Regions from separate parts of the Homo sapiens genome. Here region 2 is linked to region 1. The links are chromatin loops, found by intact Hi-C in ENCODE. Cell type or tissue: PC-9. All regions are shown on one strand. Each heading gives the region's core, and the rest is flanking DNA. Links, peaks and the distances in the headings are about the cores only. Region 1 overlaps HMGXB3 (HMG-box containing 3). Region 2 overlaps PDGFRB (platelet derived growth factor receptor beta).

Region 1 (10,668 bases), core at 1,691-9,690:
CTTTGTCACTGTTTCCCTCCTTTGTCTGAAATCTACAGACCCTTGAAGATGCAGCTCTCTACTACTAGGCTCTAGTAGAAAGAACTGCTATTTCCCGAGGACTAGGCACAAGGACTTGTACTCAGTTCTTAAATACGCTGCTCCTATACCCTCATAACCACCTGACTGTCCACACTTTAACGATACACAGCTGAAGCTTTGGTCTGATTCCAAAGCCTGTGCAAGAATGTTTGGTGTGATAAGGCCTGGATAGAGGCTCACACCTTCCTAAAGCCTAAGCCTGCCACACACTGGCTGGCACACAGGAAGCACCGGGTAAGAGTAGCTGCTGTTGCAGTGTTGTCAAGTGGGACCCTTTAAACCCAGTCTAAGATGTGTGTGGGTGTGCGGGAATGGGGAGAAGACAATGGGCATGGCCTCTTACCTGATCTTGGCCTTTGCAGGGCTGAATCCCTACCCTGGCATCCTGGTGAACAGCAAGTTCTATAAACTGGTGAAGGATGGATACCAAATGGCCCAGCCTGCATTTGCCCCAAAGAATATGTAAGCGAAGGGATCCCAGGGAGGGAAAAGGACACCCCAGGCTTTCGCTGGAAAGGGATGGAAGGCCGTGTGGCCCTGATCTTTCCCTGTCCAAAATGTTCCAGGGTCAGACTTTATCTCTCCCATAGTGGACACAACAAGCCCCTTTTGAGTTCAAGCTATGGGGGATGTTCTCAGAGAAGCAGCTGTTCACTAGGGCTGGTCCTAACCGACCACTTTTCCTTTTTTTTTTTTTTTTTTTTTGAGACAGCATCTTGCTCTGTAGCCCGGGCTGGAGCGCAGTGATGTGTGCAATCATAGCTCACTGCAGCCTCAATCTTCAGGGCTCAAGCAATCCTTTGGCCTCAGCCTCCCAAACAGCTGGGACTACAGGTGTGCACCACCAAGCCCAGCTATTTTTAAAAAATTTTTTAGTAGAGATGGGATCTCACTATGTTGTCCAGGCTGGTCTGGAACTCCTGGCCTTATGCAATCCTCCTGCATCAACCTCCCAAAGTGTTGGGATTACAGGAATGAGCCACTGCACCTGTCCCTAAACAGACTTTTAAGAGATCGTTATTACAGTTACCCTGAGGATACCAAAATGGCCTCATCTGTCAGAATGAGGGTGATGAGAGTACCCTTCTGCAAGGGTTACTGTGAGGATTAAATGGTAAAGCATGCCAAGGACTTGGCATAGGTTTTATACTAAACTTACTTTGACTGGGTTTGGGGACCTCTGCTGGGTAGGTCTCTCTAGGGGTGTGTGTTAATGGCCCCTGGACCCTAGGGAGCTGCCCATGGGCATCCTCTGTCCTATCTCCCAGATACAGCATCATGCAGGCCTGCTGGGCCTTGGAGCCCACCCACAGACCCACCTTCCAGCAGATCTGCTCCTTCCTTCAGGAGCAGGCCCAAGAGGACAGGAGAGAGCGGGTGAGTGGGGTGAGGCTTGGGGTGGGTGGCCGGTAAAGCACGTTGGGCTGGGCCTGATGGATCTGGACTGACAGTTTCTGGTCCCTCCCACCCTCAGGACTATACCAATCTGCCGAGCAGCAGCAGAAGCGGTGGCAGCGGCAGCAGCAGCAGTGAGCTGGAGGAGGAGAGCTCTAGTGAGCACCTGACCTGCTGCGAGCAAGGGGATATCGCCCAGCCCTTGCTGCAGCCCAACAACTATCAGTTCTGCTGAGGAGTTGACGACAGGGAGTACCACTCTCCCCTCCCACAAACTTCAACTCCTCCATGGATGGGGCGACACGGGGAGAACATACAAACTCTGCCTTCGGTCATTTCACTCAACAGCTCGGCCCAGCTCTGAAACTTGGGAAGGTGAGGGATTCAGGGGAGGTCAGAGGATCCCACTTCCTGAGCATGGGCCATCACTGCCAGTCAGGGGCTGGGGGCTGAGCCCTCACCCCCCCCTCCCCTACTGTTCTCATGGTGTTGGCCTCGTGTTTGCTATGCCAACTAGTAGAACCTTCTTTCCTAATCCCCTTATCTTCATGGAAATGGACTGACTTTATGCCTATGAAGTCCCCAGGAGCTACACTGATACTGAGAAAACCAGGCTCTTTGGGGCTAGACAGACTGGCAGAGAGTGAGATCTCCCTCTCTGAGAGGAGCAGCAGATGCTCACAGACCACACTCAGCTCAGGCCCCTTGGAGCAGGATGGCTCCTCTAAGAATCTCACAGGACCTCTTAGTCTCTGCCCTATACGCCGCCTTCACTCCACAGCCTCACCCCTCCCACCCCCATACTGGTACTGCTGTAATGAGCCAAGTGGCAGCTAAAAGTTGGGGGTGTTCTGCCCAGTCCCGTCATTCTGGGCTAGAAGGCAGGGGACCTTGGCATGTGGCTGGCCACACCAAGCAGGAAGCACAAACTCCCCCAAGCTGACTCATCCTAACTAACAGTCACGCCGTGGGATGTCTCTGTCCACATTAAACTAACAGCATTAATGCAGTCAGCCTCTGGTTCTTTGTGCCACATGAGTACCTGCAAATTCCCTGGAACGTCTTTCTTTCCTTCCCTCCTTCACATGAAGTGACGAGCTCACAGCTGTGGAGCTTGACCACACTGTGCCCCATACGATGTGCACGGAATTGACTCCTGCTACACCAAAACCAGATAATTTAATAAACTTTATTCTTGTTGGGGGAAGAGGGAGGGAAAAAAAGCCACCTACTCCACTCAATAAATTAACACATGGCCAATTCCCAGGCCCTAAACAAACCTTGGGCACTTGAGCCAGTCCTGCTGTTTCCTTATGGCCCAGTCTGCTTCCCCTTCATAGAAGGGAGTTTTTCCTACTGCTGCTAGGTTATGTCATGACCAGGGACCACATCCCCTCTGTGGAGAGGGTCCCAGGCCCAGAGAGGATATTGGCTGCAGCAGCAGTGGCCAGGGAAAGGAGGAAGGGGATGCTCTTCCTCAAAGCTTGGGGTGGAGAGGACAGTGCTGGAAGAGAGCTGTGGCTGACTGTTCCTCCCTCCTCAGCTTCCCCCAAATGTGGGTACAGGAAGAGCAAGAGAGAAATGCATCCCTCCTTCAGGGAGAATCAAGAGCCCAAAGGGACCCCTAGAGTTAATGAGGCCACCCAGGCCCCTAGTCAAAGGCAACAGGCTAAGCAATTCATCAGACTGAGGGGGCTGAAACCAGGGCTCCTCAGGGGTGGGAGAGACCTCAGCAGCCTTCCCACCTAGTGCTGGGGCTCACGCCTTAGCCCACCCAGGACCTCCACCCTGACCCACACCGCAGGCCCCACGGAACCCACCAGCTACGAGCCTTTCCCTCAGCCTCCCCTCCATTAAACATACCGTGTCCCCCAAGTGCTCTCTCGGGGCCAGAAGAGGTTTCCTGGTACCACTCCTGACCCCTGGAGGGTTGAGAACTGAGGACCCTGGGTCCCACCATGCTCAGGGAATGGAAGCTCTTTGGTCAGTCCCAGCAGTCAGAGGCCCTCCCCACAGGAGACCACTTCTGCAGGTCCCCTGGATAGCTCTGCCTCAGGCAAGGGCCTTACTATGGCTTGAGAGATGGTGTAGTCCCTGTACAACAGCCTGGCTTATTCTGCCACTGCGGCCACCTCCTCTTCCTCACCCTCCTCCTCTGTCTCTGTCTTGATCTGAGCAACCCCAAGGCGGTAGAGGGTGTCACGAATGACCACCTCACCAGGCTGGCAGCTCTGTACAATGTCATGGATCTGACGATTGACAATTTCGCGGCTGGTGAGGAAGTCCATGAGGCGGTTGTAGAGGTAATAGTGAGTGGCATTGTCGAAGGCAATGGGCCGCTGGCGGACACCGTTTGGTTTGCTGTCCACGATGGAGGCCAGGATGGTTGCGTAAGGTGCCAATTCAGGGCACAGGGCCAAGGAGTGGTGCCCAGCACTGGGGTCACCAGGATTGGGCTGTAGGCCTGCATGGACGATGCGCCGCGTGGCAGTCTTGGTGACTGGGTGCTGGATAGAGTGCTCAGTTTCTGTCATGTCCACAGTATAATGCTGGTCCAAGAGCTCTGGGCAGGACACACTCTAGAAGAGAAATGAGAATGCATTTTGATAAGAAGGAATGACTAAGGTGGAACCCATCTGGTGACGAGAACACTCTAGGCTCAGCCAGCCCTCTTTGAATCCTAACATCACCATGTACTGTGTCTCCTAGGCCAACCCCTGCCCGCCAGTGCCTCCATTTCCTCATGTGAGAACAGGGACAGTAACAGTGGCCACCTTCCAGAACAGATGTTGGATTACTTATGCTATTATTGCCCCCGGTCCATTCAGGCCAGTGGCTGCAGGGGAGCAGAAAGATCAGGCTCTGACTGAGGTTAAGACACTTTTCTGGAGTCCCCAGCATGCTCATGGAGCCAGTGAGCCCCAGGGAGTAATGACAATAATGACTCCTCCAAGGCAAAGCCAGAGGCCTTCACTTCCTATAATGCATCCTGGCTGGGGCACTCAACCTTTGTTATTCTTCCCTTCTTCCTAATTATCAGTTCTGACATCTATTTCAGCAAAGGCCAAAGGCTGGCCTGCTGGCCTTGGAGGGTACATGACTGGTGAGAAATACTGTCTGGTACAATATACCAAGACACAGAGACAAGGGCTCTGCCACTAATCTGCTGTGGGACCCGGAAAAGTCCATTTCCTCCTCTGGGCCTTAGCTTCCCCTTTTAATAAAAGGAGAGGGTTGGATAAGATGAGTGTTTTCTAAACCAGTGTATCTTCAGATCACAACAGGCATGCCATACAGTGTTATCCATGGTCAACTAAATGTAAGACATGGTGAATTAAACTAATCCAGGGCTGGCTGGGGCCTTTAATATGTCAGTGTGCACAATAACTCTCAAAGGTGGCAACTTTCTAGGCTTCTCTGGAAGGCAACCTCTTTTAACACAAGGTTTGGGATATCCTGGGCACACTAAGTGATATACTGTGGCCTCAAACAGAGGGCTTGGTCAGTAAAAACTTACGGAGTAGGCTGGGCGTGGTGGCTCATGCCTGTAATCCCAGCACTTTGACAGGCTGAGGCATGTGGATTGCTTGAGCCCAGGAGTTTGAGAACGGCCTGGGCAAAATGGCCAAACCCCATCTCTACTAAAACACAAAAATTAGCCAGGTGTGGTGGTGTGTGCCTGTAATCCCAGCTACTCGGGAGGCTGAGGCACGAGAACTGCTTGAACCTGGGAGGCAGAGGTTGCAGTGAGCCGAGATAACACCACTGCACTCCAGCCTGGGTGACAGAGCAAGACATGGTAGGCTTGAGGAGACATGGCAGTTCCTCAGGAGGTGACTCACCACAGGTGGCTCTGTGGGGCTAGAGAAACAGCCCTGGTTCCTCCCCCACATCTGGTTAGTCAGCTCTGGGTAGCAGAGGTCAGCACACAGGGCCACTGACGTGGCCATATCTACCACATAGACAGGCGGCCAGTGGCGGGAAGAGGCAAGCAGGTCCACATGGTCACGGGCACTCTCACCTCGCACAAGATACTTGGAGCCGCAGACCACCTGGGAGATGAAGGGTGGGGGGCGCAGGGTTAATTAGGAAGCCAGTCTGCAGAGAGTGTACAGTTCTCACTCGCTTCTTCCCAGGAAGATGAGCAATCAGCTTCAGGGCCGAAGCCATGGCCATCCTGCCAGAGCCCATGGCATGCTGCTCCCTTCCTACTTCTGTCCTTAAATGAAGTCACCAGCTCATCCTTGCCCTTCTGAGAGACAGCTGGGAGCATCCTGTCCTCAACTTAGGCTGAAAGGCACCTCAGAACATCTTTCAAAACCCCACTCTCTCCACATCACCTACCAGTTCACTATGCTAGCTACATAGCAGCAGCAGCAGCTAAGAGCTGGTTAAGAATGGAGATGCCTGGGCCCGAGGTCAAACCTAAGAAACTAAGGTCTCTGAAGTAGGGTCTAAGCATCTGTATTTTGAGCAAGCTCCCCACCAGACCCCAGTGGGCTTGTTGCCCAGATGGGAATCCACAATGTAGCCTAGTAAACACCTCCACTGACAGGGCCCCCCAAGCACCATTCCACAACTCTGGGTACACCCACTTGGCTGTCACCTCCAAGTGATGCCACTCCCATCACAGCCCCCAAGATCTACAGCTCTCCCCGTGCTGTCAGCTGCTTCTCATGAGATGATCCCCTGTCGCATGAACACAATTCCCTGAGCAGGCTCTGATCTGCCCAGAGTAGAAGCATTAAGCATCTCCTTCAGACACAGCTTCTGTTAAAGTAGTTGGGAACTGGATTCTCTTTTTACAGCTAGATCCCCCTGCTGACTCATGTGCTTCAGTGAAGGCTCTGATAAGCCACCTCTCTCCCATTCAGTACCTGTTAAGGGGGGGGGTTTCCGTTCCAAGATCTACCTGGGCCCACTCTGTCATCTAGTACATAACCTGTCCTGGAGCTAACCCAGTGCCACCTTGTCCATACCCTTCCACAGATTTCCCATTCAAAACCATCCAAAAGGTCCCTCATCAGTCAGAATAAAATACGAACTGTTACTCTGGCCTAGAGAGCTCTATGTGATCTGGCCCCCCGGGGGAGCCCTCCAACACCCCCTCCTCTCAGCTCACTCTGTCTCCCCACTCACGGCCTTGGTGGTCCCTTGGCTGTGACACTCCTTCCCTGGCTTACCAATGGGCTCCTCCCTATCCTGCAGGTCTCAGTCTTCTCTGCCACCTCAGACAGCAGGTTCCTCCCTGTTACTTTCTATCTTAGGCCCTTATCTAATTTCTTCAGAGCCAATGCCACAAGCTGTGGTGACTTTATTTCCCCACTAAAATATACGGTCAACTAGGGAGGAACGACATCTTTGTCATTCTTTATACAAGCTCGCCCTTATACCCTCAACAGCTGATGCCCAGGATGTGGTAGGGTGCTTAAAAAATACTGACAGAAGACCCAGCCTCCCTCCCTAGCCCAGGGGGTAGCACCTGACCCGTGGGCAGCTATGCCGGAGGTTGCCCAGTGACCTAAGTCTAGCCCCCCAAAACTGAGCTGGATCAGTCCCTGTATGGGAAGTTCAACATTAGCAAATTCACTCCAAGCTCCCCCTAGTTATTTTCTTACCTGATGGGGGCACACCTTGTAGATTTTACCACCTGTGAAGTGACGTGGGGGCCGTATAGCTCTAGCTCCATTCTGTACAGATTCGTAGAGGGCCAACAAGGAGAAGCAGAGCTGGTCCTGGAGTAGAAGGACAAGATTAAAAACATAAGGGCGAATGCTAAGGGACCACGGCTGGTGCTCAGCATCACACACTCACCCAACACCCAAAGCAAAAGAATAAACTGCCTGGGTCAGAGCGGGCCTTGGAGCCTCATCAGCCCAACCTCCTCTAGGTACAGGTAAGCAATCGGAGGCCCTGAAAGGATTAGGTCACAGACAAAGCCAGCCAGACTGCTGATCAAGCTGCCAGACTCTGAGGCCTGAGTCCTTTCACTTTTTACAGGGCAAAGAAACCATCAAAGGGGAGCTAACATTTGAATCTGATCTTGAAGGAAGCATAACATTTTCAACAGCACAGAAATATGAAAGGGAAAGTAAATAATGTATGAATAAAACACATAGACACATACACTATGTAACAGTAGGCATTTTCTAAGAGCTTGCATAGGTAGTAACCAGACACTGTGTAAAGTGCATTCCTTACAACAATCTCACAAGGTTAGTATTTTGGTTATTTCCATTTTACAAACAAGGAAAATGAAGCTCAAAATATAAAGCAGCTTATCCAAGGTCACACACAGTAAGGAGGAGAGCCAGGATTCCTGACCCCAGAGCCTAGGCTCACAACCTTCAACAGGAGGAACTGTTAGAGGCCAGGCCCCACATACATGTCACATCTAGCTGTTGACCATCTCCTAGGCATCCCTGACTGCCAGCACCTTGTGTCCAAGGCAGATGCCATCACAGATATTCATATCCCTGACCTAAAAAGTGGACCAATCAGCCTACTCCAGAAGCCCCGATATCCACCACTGCCCTTGACACTCACCTTGGAGTCTTCTGCCCCAAAGGGGATTCCACACTGCCTTAGCAGGTGCTGCAGCTTCTCTTCACTGTAGGAGCCAATCTCATCAAGCTTGCAGGTGCCCTCCTGGAGCAGCCTCACCAAGGCACTGCCACTGCCTGCAAGAGACAACAGTGCTGGTGGGAGGGTGCTGCCGCCAGTCACCAGAGGCCAAGGCTAGGCCCACAAAACAGCAAACAGTGGAAGCCAGCTCTGCACCAAGCCCTCCCCCAGTGCTGGCAGAGGTGGAACTCAAGTCAGGTCCACGCTTTCTGCAGATATTTGAAGTCTATTACAACTGGCTTTCTGCCCTGGAACATCTGAGTGAGATATCCTGCATACCGCCACTGAAAAAAACCCTAAAATAAGTCAGCTTTTAATCCAGTCTTCTAAGGTTTTTCAGAACCAAGACCTCAGATGCTTACCATGACTGCATCAATAAGAAAAGAACAGCAGCTCTCGGTTTAAAAGTGCCCTCTACACAACGTTCCTGAACCTGGCTAGCACAAGAGAACTATGTGGGGGCACCTTAAAAAAATAATCCCTGGGGGCCGGGTGCAGTGGCTCACACCTGTAATCCTAGCACTTTAGGAGGCCGAGGCAGGTGGATTATCTGAGGTCAGAAGTTCAAGACCAGCCTGACCAATATGGTGAAACCCCATCTCTTCTAAAAATACAAAAAATTAGCCAGGTGTGGTGGTGTGGTGGCGTGCGCCTATAGTCTCAGCAACTTGGGAGGCTGAGACAGGAGAACTGCTTGAACCCGGAAGGCAGAGTTGCAGTGAGCCCAGATCACAACACTGCACTCCAGCCTGGGCAACAGAGCAGGACTCCGTCTCAAAAAAAAAAAAGATGCCTGGGCCCTTAAAATATTAGCAGGAATATGAGGTGGACCTCAGTATCTTTTTATTTTTATTTATTTATTTATTTTGAGACGGAGTCTCGCTCTGTCGCCCAGGCTGGAGTGCAGTGGCGCGATCTCGGCTCACTGCAATCTCCGCCTCCCGGGTTCACGCCATTCTCCTGCCTCAGCCTCCTGAGTAGCTGGGACTACAGGCGCCCGCCACCATGCCCGGCTAATTTTTTGTGTTTTTAGTAGAGATGGTGTTTCACCGTGTTAGCCAGGATGGTCTCGATCTCCTGACCTCGTGATCCGCCCGCCTGGGCCTCCCAAAGTGCTGGGATTACAGGCGTGAGCCACCGTGCCCAGCCTCAATATCTAATATTAGGAAGCACTGTTTGAGAACCAGTGGATCACAACATATTAAGTGATTACAATATCAATTGAGTGGGTCATATCCAAAAATTCAAAAATGAAATAAGATAGAAAATAAAGAAAAATACTGTTTTGGGAATGTTGTTTCAGTTATACACACTTGCATATGTACGAATATCATTCTGCGTCATGACACAAAATGTATTTCTCACTATGGGTTACAGTTAAAAAAGGCGGCTATCACTCTAACCGCATTAGCTCACTTTATCTTCAGTGATCTAGGAAGTGGGTAGCTATTATCGCACCCTCTTTGTAAAAGAAGCAACAGTGGCTTAGGGCAATGATGGGACCTGACAGAGGGTCACACAGCTAAGTGGCAAAGCTGGGAATCAAACTCAAGCTGTTAGAAACCTATCCTCTTACCCGCTAGTCCAGGGTTTCTCAATGTCTAATCCATAAAACTAGCTGCAAAACCCTCTGGGAGGCCTGTTTTGAAGGCAGATTCCTTGGCCTGCCCCTACACTTGCTCAATGAAAACCTTTGGGGATGGAGCCTTATCAGCATTTTTTATAGGAGTTCTGCTACTCAGTGTGTGTATCCCAGAAGGCTGACAATGAGCTGTGCGCCCCTGCTATGTAAGATGGAGGACAGCTCTTCAAAACTCTGCACCACAACTTTAAACTCTAGGGGATTTTGACACGGGCTGTTATTATCTTTCTGAAAGGAGTCCTGCAGCGGGGCCTGGCCCTCTCGCTACCACTGTGCTATCTTGCCATGGACAATGTCCCAGACTCTTGACTGAGCCCTTTTTTGACCCCAGTCAGCCACCAGGTGGCCTTACCAGGTACTGGCTGCACATCCAGGTTTTTGTCTTTCTCAGTGTTGACGACCACAGCTCCTCTCATGAGTGGTGGGAAGAAGGGGGCAATAACAGACGCATCAAATTTGGTGATAGGGATGCTGGCAGGAAATGCCACCTGCTCAATCACCTCTGTCTCCATCGTGGCCCAAAAGTCCTCCACATTTACCTCATTAGAGCCCAGGAATTCAGGCCAGGTGAACTAGAAGGTCAGGATAAAGAAGGTCAAACTGTGGGAGTCACAGAACATCAGCAACACAACAGCCTACCCCGTCATTATACACACAGGGAAGCCAAGGCTTGGTGAAGGGAAGTCAGACAGCCAGGCACTGCCACAGGGCCTTGAATTTGACAGCTCTGTACCCACCTGCCTTTTGGTCACATTTCTTTCCCTCACACCATAGTACTCTCCCAGACATGAATAGTTCCTAAATCCCTTCTGTTTCTATACCTTTGTTTATGTCATTTTCCCTGTCTTACAAAGAAAGTGGAGCTACCATTTGAGTACCTGTTATGTGCCAGACACTTTGTAATGAACTACTAAAAAACAAGTCTG
Region 2 (10,668 bases), core at 1,248-9,247, 80 kb before region 1:
TGATCTGCCTGCTCCCTGCCAGTCACCCTATTCCTGCCTCCCAAGAACTCTATATTCTCAGCTGCTTCCAATCTGCTCCCTCTTGACCCCACATCCCTTCTTCCCCATTCTCCAAGCTCCAGATATCAGCTGCATTTCAACTTGTGACTTGCCTTCTTTCTTACCCTGGCACTGTCAATATCAAACATTAGAGCTGGAAGGGACCAGCTCTAACATTTGATTTATGCTCTTCTGGGAGCATCCCTATTCTGTAACGGGGAGACAGAGGGCCAGAGATGGCAAATGACTTGCCACACAGCAATTCAGGGGATGGCCAGAAACCCAGTTCCCCTGATTTATTCACGGCTCCACTCCTGGCAGATCCCACCGTGGGCTTCCTCCCTAATGATGCCGAGGAACTATTCATCTTTCTCACGGAAATAACTGAGATCACCATTCCATGCCGAGTAACAGACCCACAGCTGGTGGTGACACTGCACGAGAAGAAAGGGGACGTTGCACTGCCTGTCCCCTATGATCACCAACGTGGCTTTTCTGGTATCTTTGAGGACAGAAGCTACATCTGCAAAACCACCATTGGGGACAGGGAGGTGGATTCTGATGCCTACTATGTCTACAGACTCCAGGGTGAGCCCCCTTTCTGGCCTGATGCTCAGCAGAGGCAAGTATAACCCTCCACAGAGGAATAGCCCTTTACAGTTTACAAAGTGTGGGACTCCACTTCCCAGTGGATTCTCACCACAGCCTTCGAAGGAAGATAGTGTTTTCCCCATGTTACAGAAGAGGGAAACTCAGGCGCAGAGAGAGGATGGAGCTTGTCCCCTGTCGCAGAATTCGATAGTGGCAGAGCTGGCCTGTGCAACATGGTCGGTGAGGGCACAAGCTTCAGAGCCAGCTGGGTCGAAATCCCAGCTTTGCTATTTCCTGTCTGAGTGACTTTACACAAAGCACATAATCTCTCTGAGCCTGCTTCCCCTCTTGTAACGTGGGGATAACAATGGCTGCCTACCTCATAGGATCAATTGTGAAGATTAAATAAAAGATGGAGAGTACCTGGCACATGTTATGTGCTCAATACATTTCTCCTGTACATAGATCTCCAGAGGGTACTTTGATTTCCAGACTGTTATCCCTTCTAGAACGTCAGCTCCATAAGAACAGAGATTTTGTCCACTTTGTTCACTACTGTTGCTCCAGTGTCCAGAATAGTACTTGGCATGTAGTAGGTATTCAGTAAATATTTGTTGAATGAATGAATCTTCTACATCAGTCATCCTTTCCCTCTCTAGCCCCCTACCCTATCCCCAAGCTGAAGTGCTAGTGGCTGGTGGTGACTTCCCCAGACCTAAGCCAATCTCTCTCTACCAGTGTCATCCATCAACGTCTCTGTGAACGCAGTGCAGACTGTGGTCCGCCAGGGTGAGAACATCACCCTCATGTGCATTGTGATCGGGAATGAGGTGGTCAACTTCGAGTGGACATACCCCCGCAAAGAAGTAATGTGGGGCCAGGCAGGGGTCGGAGGAGGGGCCAGGAACGGGTGGATATCTGGCTTGCAGGCTGATTTCTCCCCGGCCCCTCCTGATTTGGGGGGCCTGCCCAACCTGTTGCTGCAGAGTGGGCGGCTGGTGGAGCCGGTGACTGACTTCCTCTTGGATATGCCTTACCACATCCGCTCCATCCTGCACATCCCCAGTGCCGAGTTAGAAGACTCGGGGACCTACACCTGCAATGTGACGGAGAGTGTGAATGACCATCAGGATGAAAAGGCCATCAACATCACCGTGGTTGGTGTGTGCCTTGGGCTCAGCCCAATCCCCAATTCCTTCAACGCTCCCCACCCTCACCCACTTTGCTGGGTGCAGAGTGATGGTGAGAGTTGCATTTTTGATACAGTGATCAGGGCTGAGCTGGACCCAGTGCCTGTCACAGCCCCGGGGTATAGTCAGCCACACTCCAGTGCAGCCCTAGCTAGCCTCTGTGCCAACCAAAACCCCAATTCCAGGATAAACCCCAAACCAAAATGTAGTGTCAGCCCCAAATCCAACCCTATCTCAACCTAGACTTTCTGACTAGCCAGAGCCCCAGCCCCAACCTGACTTCCAAGCCCAACTGCCATCCCAGGTCCGGGAAGCCCCATCCCCAAATTCAACCTTATCACTAGTCCCAGCATCAGCCACAGTACTGACCCAGAACAGAGAACTGTTAGTACAACTCTGTTCCCAACCTGGGAGCTGGCCCCAGCATCCATATTAGCCCCAAATTCGGCCCCTTCTCCAGGCCCTGTCCCCAGCCCAATTTCAACCTCAGCTCCGGAAACTCCATGGCTGGCACGGTCCCCAGGCCTGAAGCCCCACCCCACAGGCTGGCCTCCTTTGGGATTCAGTTGGTGCCCTGCCCCCAGGGCCCCGCCCCTGACGGTCACCCCTTGCAGAGAGCGGCTACGTGCGGCTCCTGGGAGAGGTGGGCACACTACAATTTGCTGAGCTGCATCGGAGCCGGACACTGCAGGTAGTGTTCGAGGCCTACCCACCGCCCACTGTCCTGTGGTTCAAAGACAACCGCACCCTGGGCGACTCCAGCGCTGGCGAAATCGCCCTGTCCACGCGCAACGTGTCGGAGACCCGGTGAGCAGCTCGCTCTCCCATCCCATTCTTGAAGTTATTTTTCTTTGCAGCCGCCAGGCAGCCCTCGGCTTTCAGCCACAAACCTAGGCCCAGCTTTCTGAGAGCATATTAGGTGCCAGGTGCTGGGGATGCTGCAGCGACCAGAGCTGACAGTTCATCCCTCCTAGAGTTTCTAGTCTAGTGGAGGAAACAGTCGCCGGTCAGATGATCACCCAGATGTTTAGTTGTCCTTGTGATGGGTGGGGCCAGCAGTAGCAGCCAAGAAGTAAACGGGCAGATGACTGGGGAAGAGGGTGCCAGGCAGGCCACTCATGGCCTGTGGTATCCCTGAGGCTGGAGATTTGCTGGCTGACAGAGACTGTGGTAGGTTAGGATGGAGCAGTGTCCACCTTTCTGAAGGGGAGAGAAATAGGACTTTCCTTCAATGCTCCCCACCCCCACCCACAGTTCATCTCAACCCTCCCTCTTGGCCTAGGGGAACTGCCTGTGGGTGAGGATTTACGAGACCTGGTTTGAGTCCCGGCTCTGCTACCAATGCCGAGATGACCTTGGCAAGCCCTTCCCCTCCCTGGGCCTTGTTCCTCTTTATACCAGGAGGGTGGGGAGAACTGTAAGAGTCCTTCCGACTCTGACAGCTGCCTTTCCTGCTCCCCAGGTATGTGTCAGAGCTGACACTGGTTCGCGTGAAGGTGGCAGAGGCTGGCCACTACACCATGCGGGCCTTCCATGAGGATGCTGAGGTCCAGCTCTCCTTCCAGCTACAGATCAATGGTGATGAGCACGCCCCTCGCCATGTCCCTGCTCCTTCCCCTCCCTGCCCCCGTTCCCTCTCCCTTCCTGCACTGTCCACCCACCCATGGGAGGAGTGGGAGAGGGAGCCTGGAACTCAGGAGATGGATTCTAGGCCACTGACCCACTGCCGTGTGAACCTGGCCTCTGGGCCTCAGTTTCCCCAGCTGTATAAGGAGGCCATCTGGCTAGATTGGTGTTTCCAAAACTTCAGGCACTTAGGTACCAAGGCCATGATTTTCCCTTCTCACATTCCACTTATACTGTACTATTAACTCGATAGGTATTTATTGAGCAACTACCATATGCCTGTCTCTTCAAGGTTCTTGAACTTCCCTCCCTGCCTTTGTGCAGCTTGCATCCAAGTAGGGGAAGACAAACACTAACAGTAGGGAGGAAAACCCCAGCAAATTACATAGGTTAGAAGGTAACTAACACTGCGGGAGAGGAAAAACAGGGGCCGGGTAGGGAAGGTTGAGAGTGCTGGGCACAGAGTGATGGTGTGAGTTGCATTTTTGATACAGTGATCAGGGCTGAGGAAGTGACATTTGCATGAAGACCTGAAGAAGGTGAGGACATTAGCTTAGTGGATATTTGGGGAAAGGGTACCTCGGGCAGTGCAAAGGCCAGAGCAATCACTGAAAGGCTTGTGTGGTTGGAACAGGGCTGTTGGGGAGAGTGGTGGGAGATGAAGTCAGAACGGGGATAGGGCAGTGGGGGCTGGGAGAAGGGCAAATCGCATAGGTCTTTGTGGGCCTGGTGCAGACTTTGGCTTTTACTATGACCGAAATGAAGAGCCATGGCAGGGTTTTGAGCAGAGAAATGACATGATAATGACTTAATGTTTTGTTAATTGACTTTCTAAAAACAAATTTATTTTGAAAGACAAAATGTAACCTCTCTATTGTAGGTGGAAAATCGGCATCACATGTCATAAATATAAAGCAACCACTAAAATAAACTCAGAGAAGACCAAACAATGCTATTAAATGCTGGCTTCATGAGCTTGGTGGCCCAGGGTTCTGAGCTTGAGGCCTAGCCTCCCTTTGTTAAAAGGGAAGATTAGCAAGTCTCAGAGAGGTGTTAAAGACAGACTAGCACCCTGCTGAGGCGTTCCCTTTGAAGTACCCAGAAGGGAACCCATCGGTTTTCACACTGATTCCTGGTATTTAATGTTCACCTGCAGTCTACAGCCCTCCTCCCCCAAGAGAGTCTCTGGGCCAGGTCCTCCCCTGAGGACCTGTCCTGTTAACTGTCCTGACCCTCCCGCCTCCTAACTCAGTGCTCTCTCCATGCAGTCCCTGTCCGAGTGCTGGAGCTAAGTGAGAGCCACCCTGACAGTGGGGAACAGACAGTCCGCTGTCGTGGCCGGGGCATGCCCCAGCCGAACATCATCTGGTCTGCCTGCAGAGACCTCAAAAGGTGAGCAGACCTGGGCCTCAGTCTCCCAGTGTCCCCAGCTGGCTAGAAAAAGCTCGTGAAGGTTATCTAGTCCCGCCCGTTCTTCTTGGCATATTGTTCCGGGCATAGAGTTGCATCCTAGGAGGCCAGGTCACCACCTCCTTGGTCCTACTCTGTATGACCTAAATGGTCCCTTTTCCTTACCTTTACCCCTGGGCAGTTTGGCCTAGCAAAGTGCAGGGTCTGAGCCCCAGAGACCTCACCCGCCCTGTAGATCAGTTCTGCACTCCTGGCCAGGTCGATTCTAATGCAGTGGACAGAGGCAGGATTCAGTGCAGGTTCTGCCTCTACCCCATACGCCGTGTGACCCCGTGGGTCAAATAAGAATGGATTTTGCAATCCACGTTGTCAGTTCTGGGATGGGAGCACCCCCTGCTGACCAGTAGAGGGAGCACAGGAGGAGCCCGCTCGGAAACAGGCAGTGGGACATAGGAACTGGACACGTCCTGCCTCCTTCCACCAGTTTCTCCTCAGTTTCCCTGTCTGCAAGGGGAAGGGGCTGGCAGCCAACCCTACCGGCTCTCCTGGCAGGTGTCCACGTGAGCTGCCGCCCACGCTGCTGGGGAACAGTTCCGAAGAGGAGAGCCAGCTGGAGACTAACGTGACGTACTGGGAGGAGGAGCAGGAGTTTGAGGTGGTGAGCACACTGCGTCTGCAGCACGTGGATCGGCCACTGTCGGTGCGCTGCACGCTGCGCAACGCTGTGGGCCAGGACACGCAGGAGGTCATCGTGGTGCCACACTGTGAGTCCCCAGCCTCAGTGGCCCCTGACGATCCCAATCCCTACCTTAATCCTGCCTAATTGGTAATGTGCCCATGTACCCACAGCAGGCCAAAGGAGTTAGCATGCCCAGGGGCAAACAGGAGCATTGTGAAACCCTGTTGTGTACATGCATAGGAACACATTCTGGCAAACACAATATGGGTACACACGTGTACAAACACAAGTCTGTAAGCCATGGATATGAATATCCTTCAGTGTGGTGTACATATACTATATGTATGTCGTAAGCCATGTACATGAGCATGCCTGTTCCTTGAACATAGGTGCAAATCCTCTGTGTGTAGATATGTAAATCGTCTACTGAAGAATGCCCAATCTCCAGTCACTCCTGTAAAGCTAGAGTGTATGTGTATAAGCATACACCTGTGCACTATGCCTGTCCATGTATGTAAACCCACCACGTGTTTGTAAGCCATGTACATGAGCATGCCTAATTCCCAGACATCTGTTTAAACCCCACAGTGTATGTCTGTATGCATGTACCGGTGGGTACACAATTCCTGTACATGTGTACAAGCAATGCATGTACAATTCCTTTGCATGCATGCAAACTGGCATAGTGCATGTCTGTAAGCATATAATTGGAGCACACCTTTCTAGAAAAGTGTACAAGCATAATTCCCGTACACATGTGCCTGCTGTACAATGTACATCTGTTAGCAGGTACACATACACGTGTAATTTCTGTGCGTATGAACAATGCCTACCAGTGTCTTGATGCTTTTGTGTATCTAGCTGCCCGTCCTTATGCATACATGCACCTGTATGAGTGTGCTTCATTTATTCACCTTTCTTCTTCATTCGATAAATATGAGGACCCAACTTCTCATTGAAGTATAAAGGTCAAAGGGCTCAGCCCTGCCTGGACCTCCTAGTACCCATAGTCCAGAGAGAGAAGGCAGACAAGGAACTTGGCAATTCCCTCCGGGATCACCACATTAGGGGCAAAGCCTGGAGGGAGAAGGGGTCCCATGCCCAGCTATGGGATTCAGGAAAGTATTCTAGAAAAGGAACCTTTAGGTGAAAACCTGAAAAATGACTAGAAGTTAGCCTGGTAAGGAATGGTGTCCCACTCAGAGGGAATGGCCTGTGTAAAAGCCCAGAGGCAAAATGAGTTCCTAGAAATGAAAAGAGTTCAACTCAATCTGGCTGGAGGATCGAGTGTGTGGATACTTAGGGGCTGGAAGGGTGGCAGATAAAGGGGAAGGAAGTGCTATGGGATGGAGCTACAGGGGTCGGCAGATCTAGAGCAGGCAGGGCTCCAAAGGCCATGTGAGGCATCTTGGTCTCTGTGTATGCAGGTCCCTGGGCATGTTCAGGCACGTGCCTGTCTAGAGCTGCCTCCTGTCCCCTGCCCTGTGGTGGATGGGTGGGCTTCTTTCATCCCCTCATTTCACCCATGCTCCCACACATGCATACACATTCTCTGAGCAAGTGGGTATCTGGGCAGACAGTGTGGACAGCCTGAGTGGAAGACCAGCTCTGAGCCAAGGCAGATGTGACACTTTTGTGTGACTAAAGCCTGAGCGGGAAGCTGAGCACCAGCACACAGGGCCTAGGATGGCTGCAAGAGGGCTCCTTCATGCCTCCAGCGATGGCTGCCTAGAAGATGCAGGCTTCCTTCCCAGGACCGAGATGTGTGATGAGCGGGAGGAGGGAGGAGAAGAGGGATGTTGGTCTGGGACCCTGAGGAGGAAGGCATGGCGAGGATAGGTAAGGGTAAGGGAGAATGGATAAGGGGTGAGAGACGAAGTTGGAGAGGGAAGCAGAGGTAGAGTCATGAAGCCTCTGCCTTATGTGCCATTTTAGGAGTTTGGCCTTTTTCCTTTACTGATAACATGGGGAAGCATCCAAAGTTTTTTTTTTTTTTTTTTTTTTTTTTAAGATGGAGTCTGGCTCTGTTGCCCAGGCTGGAGTGCAGTGGTGTGATCTCGGCTCACTGCAAGCTCTGCCTCCCGGGTTCAAACAATTCTCCTGCCTCAGCCTCCCAAATAGCTGGGATGACAGCAGTCCACCACCACGCCCAGCTATTTTTTGTATTTTTAGTAGAAATGGGATTTCACCATATTGGCCAGGCCGGTCTTGAACTCCTGACCTCGTGATCCGCCCACCTTGGCCTCCCAAAGTGCTGGGATTACAGGCATGAGCCACTGCACCCAGCCTCCATCCAAAGATTTTAAGCATAACAATGGCATTCACTTAGTAATTCAACAAATAGTACCAGCTACCTACCATGTGCCAGGTGTGGTTTTAGGGACTGAGGTTATAGCAATGGATGGGGAGGAGGAGGTGGGACAGGACTCCCTAGGGAGCAAAGAAGCATAGATTGGGGACAGAAGAGGAGGGAATGAGTTCCATAGGACCTCATGGGTGGCCAGCAGGGCAGGGCAGGGGAGAGGCAGGTCTGGCGGGGCTGGATGAGGAGAGTGGGAAGCTGTACAGCGAAGAGGCTGAGGCCTTGAGGGTGGAGGAGACTCGAGGCTTGTAAGGGCCAGTGTGAGCCCCACTTTGTTAACTACCGTCACCACTCCAACCCCAACTGGGCCCTTTGGGTGAAGTGGGGAGAAGTGGCCTCCGTGCTGAGGTCTGGATTCATCAGGCTGGGGGTCTCAGCCATTGCTCCCTCAGTGGCCACTCACTCAGTCCACCGGCCACTCGGTCAGGCATGGAGCTTGGAGTCTGACCGAGCTGTGGCAGCCCCAGCAAGGGTGTGGACTCAGAGGAGAGGTAAGCCACAACCCAGCCCTCAGGGGCTCCAGGGCTAATGGGAGGTCCAGGCAATGGACAGGAACTCAGAACAGGATTTGCACCCCGTCCAGAGCTCTGGCAGCAAGGCCAGACTGACTGGCAGGGCTGAAGGGACGTGGAGGCCAGCAGTGATCTGAGTGGGGGTAGTTACTGAGGGGATGGAGTATTTACAGGACAGTCTGAACGTGTGGCCTAGAGCGAGATGCTGAGGGTCTGACACTGCAGGCTGATGGGGAGGTGGGCGCTTCTATTCTGGACAGGATGTGTACGGAGGGATCTATGATGCCAAAGATGGGGTGAGGGGAGGGTAGCTGCCCAGTTTGCTCATGGCCTGCTCTCATCTCTGCCTCCAGCCTTGCCCTTTAAGGTGGTGGTGATCTCAGCCATCCTGGCCCTGGTGGTGCTCACCATCATCTCCCTTATCATCCTCATCATGCTTTGGCAGAAGGTAAGCCCCTCCCTGGCCCAGTGGGTGAAGACTGGCACATCATTATTTTGCATAAATTCCACCCCTCTGCCCTCCTTGAATGCTGCGTGATCTGGCCACATGCAGGGCTCAGCATGGAACTCAGGTGGGGACTTGTGACGCTGGCTGTCTCAGCTTCCTCCACCCCCAGCAGTCTGGGCCAACCTGAGCCTGGCCCGAGCTATCCAGGATTCCCTTCCCCTACTGTGTCATTAAGTCCCCGGGTCCTGCTGAGACACCATTCCTCTCATCCTAGCCATGGAGCATGGGACCTTTGAGGTGGACTGCATGGGCTCCAGGATTCTTCCAGGTCTCACCCATGGAGAACCTGTGATTCTACTGAAATGCATTCTGATCCTATTAGTCTGTAATTTCAGTGTTCTGCTTTGAGATTTTACCATTCTGTGATTCCAACATTTTAAGCTTCCTGAATCAGGATTACAGCACCTCATGATCCCATCTTTCTAAAATTCCAGTCCTGTGGTTCCAACACCTTAAGATGTCAACATTCTAAGCTTACATCTTTCTGACTTGCCCAGCACTGGGGAGGGCCATCCGCATCCAGCCGAGTACCCTACCTGGTGTCACTTTCTGGGGTCACCTGCTCTACTACTTCCATCTGAGGAGCAGCGAAGGCTGGGAGAGAAGCTAGAGAGGAGGTTCTCATGAGCCAGGCCCTCAGCTGCCAGTTGCTCCTCAGTCTGCCAAGTCCTGAAGCCTCCTCTGGGGCCCCTTGGTCCCTGTTCCCTCCGAGCCCACGAAGACCTTGGCTCAGTTGAGCACTTGCTGTGTGACTTCAAATATGCCCCTGCCCCTCTCTGGGCCTCAGGGTCTCCTGCCCCATGTGTCCTAGACGGACGAACCTAATGGGGCTCAGGGCCTGAGACTCCCTCTGATAACTAATTCCTGGGGTTGGTCCTCCAGAAGCCACGTTACGAGATCCGATGGAAGGTGATTGAGTCTGTGAGCTCTGACGGCCATGAGTACATCTACGTGGACCCCATGCAGCTGCCCTATGACTCCACGTGGGAGCTGCCGCGGGACCAGCTTGTGCTGGGTCAGTCCTGAGAGGCCTCATGTGGCAGTGTGGGGACTCAAGTTGGGTGGGAAGACTCTCTGAGGTCTGGTCCCAGCCTTGCCATGACTAGCTATGAGACCTAGGGCTGGTGTCTTGCCTTCTCTGGCCCTCCATCTCCTACTATGTACAATGAGAGCAAGACCATCCCCCAGGAACTGCCTAGCATTGAGGTTCTATGATCCTGTGACCCTGTGAGACGGGATCCCTATGTGGCAAAAGTGGAAGGATTGAGGACAGGCTGAGTAGCAGGCCTGGTCTGGCTGGGGAAGCTGAGGAGGTACAGAGAAGCGTGCTCCCTTGGGAGGGAAGAAACTTTCCAGAGATTAAAGATGGGGCAGAAAGCAGGCAGGACTTAGATGAGATACCAGGAAAGACAGGGAGGTATTGTGGTTGCAGGAGTGTGTTTAGGGAATATCCTGAGTCCAAGGTGGTTTAAGTAATGTCTAGGTTGACCTAAGAGAGTGGCTCTTTCCCCTCACTGGGCAGGAAGGGTGATAGCGGCCGGGGGTAGGGGAGTGGGGGGAGGGGGGCAGCTGGGGGAGCGGTGCAGCTTCCTGGTAGGCCAGGAGCTAATGGATCATCTCTGCACCAGGACGCACCCTCGGCTCTGGGGCCTTTGGGCAGGTGGTGGAGGCCACGGCTCATGGCCTGAGCCATTCTCAGGCCACGATGAAAGTGGCCGTCAAGATGCTTAAATGTGAGTAGTCCTTGGAGC

What was found. Peaks named below come from ENCODE experiments on the same cell type or tissue, not always from the same donor. Only the 100,000 strongest peaks of a DNase experiment are listed, where the experiment ranks them.
Region 2: it touches region 1 in a loop (2.7-fold over the local background); 2 of 110 quality-filtered maps call a loop at or near these places.

Annotation. Positions count from the first base shown.
Region 1 is chr5:150,045,112-150,055,779 of GRCh38, reverse strand. It overlaps HMGXB3 (HMG-box containing 3), which reads right to left. Exons shown (of 20, transcript NM_014983.3): 16 at 10,095-10,314; 17 at 8,023-8,156; 18 at 7,095-7,211; 19 at 5,319-5,528; 20 at 2,652-4,055. The coding sequence ends at 3,588. It overlaps CSF1R (colony stimulating factor 1 receptor), which reads left to right. Exons shown (of 21, transcript NM_001288705.3): 19 at 444-543; 20 at 1,350-1,458; 21 at 1,556-2,485. The coding sequence ends at 1,711. Among named protein-coding and RNA genes, the nearest start is that of CSF1R, 36 kb to the left of the region's middle. In PC-9, for the core only: no CTCF peak of the experiment used is centred there; a DNase peak (open chromatin) is centred at 5,349.
Region 2 is chr5:150,124,709-150,135,376 of GRCh38, reverse strand. It overlaps PDGFRB (platelet derived growth factor receptor beta), which reads left to right. Exons shown (of 23, transcript NM_002609.4): 4 at 361-627; 5 at 1,369-1,496; 6 at 1,617-1,791; 7 at 2,435-2,627; 8 at 3,283-3,398; 9 at 4,715-4,838; 10 at 5,409-5,620; 11 at 8,763-8,857; 12 at 9,800-9,932; 13 at 10,546-10,650. Among named protein-coding and RNA genes, the nearest start is that of PDGFRB, 26 kb to the left of the region's middle. RefSeq lists enhancers at 2,997-3,166, 4,839-5,449, 7,086-7,587. In PC-9, for the core only: CTCF peaks have their summits at 5,030 and 5,232; a DNase peak (open chromatin) is centred at 5,246; H3K4me3 peaks cover 278 bases.